Linked DNA regions of Mus musculus: region 1 is linked to region 2. Evidence: chromatin contacts called from ENCODE POLR2A ChIA-PET data. All regions are on one chromosome and are shown on one strand. The core of a region is the stretch at or near the end of the contact, and the rest is flanking DNA. Distances in the headings are between cores, read along the strand shown. Region 1 holds the start of Icam4 (intercellular adhesion molecule 4, Landsteiner-Wiener blood group). Region 2 holds the start of Angptl6 (angiopoietin-like 6).

Evidence for each region. ChIA-PET counts read pairs that join two places held with the same protein, here RNA polymerase II (POLR2A).
Region 1: POLR2A ChIA-PET joins it to region 2 with 41 read pairs in embryonic stem cell. The contact joins the promoter of Icam4 here to the promoter of Angptl6 in region 2. POLR2A ChIA-PET finds 5 or more read pairs at or near these places in 3 of 5 experiments (Patski and embryonic stem cell).

Annotation. Positions count from the first base shown.
Region 1 is chr9:21,028,122-21,030,891 of GRCm38, reverse strand. Icam4 (intercellular adhesion molecule 4, Landsteiner-Wiener blood group) reads right to left here and starts at 1,460. Exons shown (of 3, transcript NM_023892.3): 1 at 1,069-1,460; 2 at 650-955; 3 at 296-510. The coding sequence starts at 1,438. The coding sequence ends at 398. Icam1 (intercellular adhesion molecule 1) reads right to left here. Exons shown (of 7, transcript NM_010493.3): 7 at 2,078-2,770.
Region 2 is chr9:20,878,380-20,881,280 of GRCm38, reverse strand. It overlaps Angptl6 (angiopoietin-like 6), which reads left to right and starts at 1,571. Exons shown (of 6, transcript NM_145154.2): 1 at 1,571-1,678; 2 at 2,678-2,901. The coding sequence starts at 2,687.

The sequences.
Region 1 (2,770 bases), core at 211-2,710, 150 kb before region 2:
AATCAGAGCTCCGGCCTGTATCAGCGGAGCCAATCAGAAAAAGCCATACCAAGAGTCAGCCCTGGAGGGGAGGTCAGTTTAGTCTTTCTGCCCCGCACAAATAAAGCTAACAAAACTCTACGCAGAGGAACTCGGGTTCTAGGACCCCATGCTGGCCTTGAAGGAGAAATTTCAAGGTGTTGTTTCCTCCAGTACTACCTCTAATCTACTAATCTTCAGCCCCTACGTAAGGAATTTGGAAAAAGTAAGGTACCTTAAAAAAGAAACCACTTTCTCCAAGAACCGTAAGGCAGAGACTGAGGAGGAAGACTTTATTGTTTCAATAAGAGTCTCTGAATTAATTACTCTGAAGTTCTTTTCCCCTCCCTCTTGTCAGGCATCGAAAACAGATCTATAACTAAGTCTGCACAGCCAGGTACTTGCGCACGTAGACAGCCCCCACAGCCAGGAGGATCCCCACCAGGGTTGCGATGGAGGTAGAGGCCAAGGCTATAGAGGCTGGGCTTAAAGCTGTGGGCAGGAGTGAAAATCAGGAACTAGGAGGTCTGAGGACCGCCAAGCGTGGAGCCCACGCCTGTTCTGCAGGCCCCCTTGGAGTGGCAACATCCCCTCTCCCGCACCCATTCCCTGGGATTACAGGATGCCTCACCGAGGACTGTCAACATAACAGGTGCCGAGCTGCTGCGCACCACTAGCCCGTCGAGATTGAGGCGCGCATGGCAGGTGAGTGGCTGCCAGAGGTCGTTGAGTCCGGCCCGCATCACGTAGGTCAAAGTGACATTAGCCAAATCTGAACCGGTGAAGCGCTCCAGGCTTTCATGATAAATCACTCGGCCACCTCTTCTCAGGCTCACCACCAAGAATCCCACTGGGAACACGTGTGTCACATAGCATCGCAGAGTGTACTTGTGGCCCACTAGGACCGGAGGCTCCAAGATCACGCTTCTGGGCCGTTCTAAGGCAAGAGAGATAAGGCCCACAGGCACCCCTTAAAGCAATTACCATCTATCCGCTTCCTCCACCCCTCTCCCCTCACCCCAGCCCGGCCTGAGCCCCGGTCTCCCTCACTGTAAGCAGTGATCCTGGCGGTGGCCTCTCGGGTTTCTCCTGCGCAAGTGACGACGCAGCGCACCTTGGAATTCCAGGCCCTCACATCCAGTAGCTGGTAAGATACCCAGCCGGATCCATTAACTATCTTTCCCTGCCGCAGTTGGGTGCGCAGGCTGGAATGCACCGGCAGGGGGCAGTTGTGGCTGCAGTTAAGCCACGCTGAGCCCCCGGGAGGCACGGCCTCTAGCTCTGGATTAAGACGCACCCAGAAAGGTGCTGAGGTCACGGAAGGCGCGGGAGGACTTTGCATCCACTCTTGCTGGGGGCTCCCACCCCTCGGATAGGCAGCCACCAGCAAAAGCGACGGGAGCAGAAGGGCAGACTCCATGGCACAAAGCCCGCGCTGAAGTGCGGGCGGAACGCCAGGGAGTTTAGGCTGGCCGCAGGAGATAAGAAGGCACCCTGGCCACGCCCCAGAATGGGCCTCGGCCGGCCCTGATGAAGATACCTGCCTCCCCTCCCATCAGACCCTACAATCAACCAAAAGCCATTGCACAGTTCTGGACCTGCTCTTTAGTTTTTACGTAAGCCCCAAGAAGTCTTTAAAAATTAAAAAATAAAATAACGCTTGGTGATGGCACATGCCTTTGATCCCAGCACTCCCAGGGAGGCAGATCTCTGTAAGTTCAAGGCCATCCTGATCTACACTGGGAAACCCTGTCTATCTAACGTAGATTTTACTAGACATGGCAGTGGCTTTGTCATTTAGTCCTAGCATTCAGGAGACAGGTTGGCCCATCTTTGTGAAGTCAAGGCCAGCCCATTCCACATAGCAGATTTCAGGACATCCATGGCCACAAAGAGAACCTGTCTCAAAAAAGAAAGGGGGTGGGGGTGGGGACCAACCTGATCCACAGACTCAGAGTTAGGGTTAGGTTACCAGACAACCCTGAGGCATTATGGGAGTCGGCAGTCCTTAGGGCTTTGCCTAACTGATGTGATGACTGTACACAAACTCACAAGACACTCAGGCCGACATAAAACTTTATTGATTCAAAGGAAAGGTTTCTGTGCTGGGAGGGGTGCTTACCCTCCCACAGCAGCTTGCACGACCCTTCTAAGGAGTTGGAACATTTCCTTCCAGGCTTTCTCTTTGAGGTGGAGCCGCCTGGGACCATGATTTCATGAGCATGAGGCTCGATTGTTCAGCTGCTAAGGCATGGTGGCTGACATTGGGAACAAAAGTAGGTGGGGAGGTGCTGGGACGCTCCAGGATGTGGAGGAGCAGAGAACCACTGCCAGTCCACATAGTGTTTATGTGACTGGTGAAAAAAGTCGACCCTTATGAGAAAAGCATCCTGACCAGTAGAGAAACCCTCGACCCATGTGATCTTTCCCCAGACTCTCACAGCATCTGCAGCAGGGTCCAGGCCATAACTTATACATTCACCTCCTCACTGATCTACTATATACAGGGTACTCAATAAATAGCTGGTAAAACTCTAAATTAATAAATACATCAAGAAGAGTTGGGGACAATGTCTCAGCTTTCCTGTGTCGGGGGGAAGTGTGGTCTTCTTGCTTGTGTCTACTGGATATCATGTCTTCCTTAGGCAGGAGCCCCTCAGCAGGGGCAATAGAGAATGAAGTCAGCGTTTCTTGGCTGAAGGTCCACCGGGCTGTAGGTGGGTCCGGGTCACACGTGTTCACAGTCTTGCTC
Region 2 (2,901 bases), core at 322-2,821:
TGTGGGCTATACAAGCAGCGCCATTTCCCCGGTTCGGGGTCTTCCCTCCTGATAAGTAAGCAATAAAAGCTTTGCCGCAGAAGATTCTGGTTGCAGGATTGGGGGCAGGGTGTGCCAGGTTGGGACTGAGGGATGCTGGGAGAACTTAGAAGCCAGGTCTGAGCTGGGCAGTGGTGGCGCACGCCTCTAATACCAGCACTCAGGAGGCAGAGGCAGGCGGATTTCTGAGTTTGAGGCCAGCCTGGTCTACAAAGTGAGTTCCAGGACAGCCAGGGCTACACAGAGAAACCCTGTCTTGAAAAACCAAAGAAACAAAAAAGAAAGAAAGAAAAAAAAAGAAGCCAGGTCTGCTTTGGTATGCAAAACATGTGCATGCTCGCGTGTGTGTGTGCACACACACACACTGTCCCCTGTCCCAGGGTCTGAAGCCAAACAAAAAGGTCACTCCTCTGCTTCCTGCTTATGTGTAGCATGCAAGCTCTCAGCTACTGCTCCAGGATCATGTTTGTCTATCTGTCTGTCTGCTGCCATGCTCCCTGTCATAATGGTTATAGACTCACCCTCTGAAACTGTAACCAGGCCCCCAATTAAATGCTTTCTTGTATAAGTTGGTCATGGTGTCTCTTCACAGCAGAAGAACCATGACTAAGACAAGGATCTAAAGCAAAGAGCCTCGGACAGCTCCAAAACTTGCTGGGTAGCATATGGACAGAAACATCTTGTCTGACAAGAAAGCCAACATAGTAATGAGAGCATCTGCAGGCAGGAGCCAGGAGAAGACTAACGACTAATAAGTCAACATAAAACAACCCTCAGATAAAATCTTCCTCCGCAATGTTCCCTTTTGTGTCCTCTAACATTCCAAGCCCCCTGCCCCTCGTACAATCTCCATTTCTCTAGTAAAGGACTGCCTGCTCTGTTGAGCTGATGCTGGCTTTTATTTCCATGTTGCCTTCATCAGTTCCGATCTAACACCCACTCCCACTCCCTTTTAAGACAGGGGCTCACTGGCTGGCTTGGAACTCACAGAGCTCCAACTGCTGCTGCCTCCCAGGTACTGTGATTAAGTCTGTGCTACCACATCCTAAGGTTTTGTTTCTTCTGGCAATATTGGGTACCAAGGACTTTGTAAGTGTCCTACTACTGAGCTACACCCCCAGCCCCTCACTGGGGGATTCTAGGCAGGGGCTCACACCTCTACTGGCTGCTGGGGTTAAATGAGAAAGTTTTACCCCTTTAAGGGTGTCCCCAGCGCCAGGCATCAGGGTACTCACTGATACATCATCATTGTCATGGTTGTCTGAGTCTGGAGCCCACAAGTCTACCAGGGCCTAGGGCCTCCCATGCTCTGTGAGCCTGAGAGAAAGGAAGAGACTCGTAGGGCAGTGGCCTCTGTTATCATGCTCCGGAGGCCTGGGCAAGGGGATCTGGCTATTCTGCCCAGGGTTCTCACACTGGAAATACTAAATATTTACACTTGCTGTGCTCCCAGGCTCCATCCATGCTCTGGGGGATGGGTGGTTTCCAAGTCTTCTCTCGGCTTCTGTCTTTTCAGTCTCCTGCACCCAGATACTCACCCAGAAGGACTCCCGGTCCTTCGTCCTGGTCCTTCAGGCCTTCCTCAGATTTTGTGGAATTGCCGCAAACCTCACTGGAGCCAGCGTCTGGGCTGTGAGAGGTGAGAGTGGGTAGGAGTGGATGTAGGTAGATGCTGTTTGTAGAGTGCATCTGGTCTTGATTGTGTGTGTACGGGTGTGTATGTATGTTGTCTATGTATGTGCATGTATATGTATGTGCGTATGTATGTATGTGTATGTGTGTGTGTGTGTGTATACGTTGTGTGTGGGGGGGCACAGGGAGGCTCCCAGGTCTCTCATTTACTCCAAGCTTGCCAACGAAGGCGGCCACATGTGCCCAAGACTGCCCAGTGCTTGGGAGCTGACGCCTGATGAGCAGCCACTGTAGTTGATGTACCTTGCCTCTAGCTCAGAAGTTTCCACGGCTCTCTCACTTCCCTTCTATGCCACCCCACAGGCCTCTTTGCTATGTCTTCTTTTCAGCACATCTGAAATGAGATCCAATTCCAGGACCTTTGCACTTGTGGTTTCTTCTGAGCAGGTCCAAGTGTGTGCCCGAGTGCCTGGGAGTGGTGGCATAGGGCCCTGGGTGTGAATTCTGCAGGGCAGGAGTGGGGAGTCACGAATATTAACCTGGTATGGTGGCACACACAAGCCATCTAGGGATGAAGAGGCCCAGGCAGTAGCATCCTAACCTAGTTCGGTAACAGACTGGGCTACTAGTGACACCATGTCTCAAATTAGAAAAGAGGGGCCCAGCATGAGTGATGGATGTTCCATCCCCTGCACGCCCCGCCCCCCACGCAAAATGGAAGTTTTCTCTTTAAGTGGGGGCCACCGAAGGTTCTGAGGGGAGAGGTGACCAGGTCCAAGTGTCCGGAACCGAGGATGGAGAGGGATTTGGGGTGTAAAATGATTCTGGTTGTTGTATGAACTGTGGTAAACGGACAATCTGCGCTGCGAGCTGCAGCCCAGCTCTGTTGTGGAGTACAACCGTAGGAAGTGACGCCCAGGGATCAATACTTTAGCTCTCCTTGGCTACCTTGGAGCTTTGGGACCCGTCTAGGCTAAAACAGTAGTCTCTTTCCTCTTCACTGCAGGTGACGGCCATGGGGACCGCCAGGCTACGCAAGCTGCAACTGCTGCTTCTGCTGGGCGCTTGGAGGGCGCTCGGAGGTGCCGCGCGTTGCCGCGTCACCCTAGTTTTGTCCCCGCAGAAGGCAACTAGCGCCGTCTGCAGGAGCTCAGAAGCCACCCAAGACAGCGAACTGGCCACGCTGCGCATGCGCCTGGGTCGCCACGAGGAGCTGCTGCGCGCGCTGCA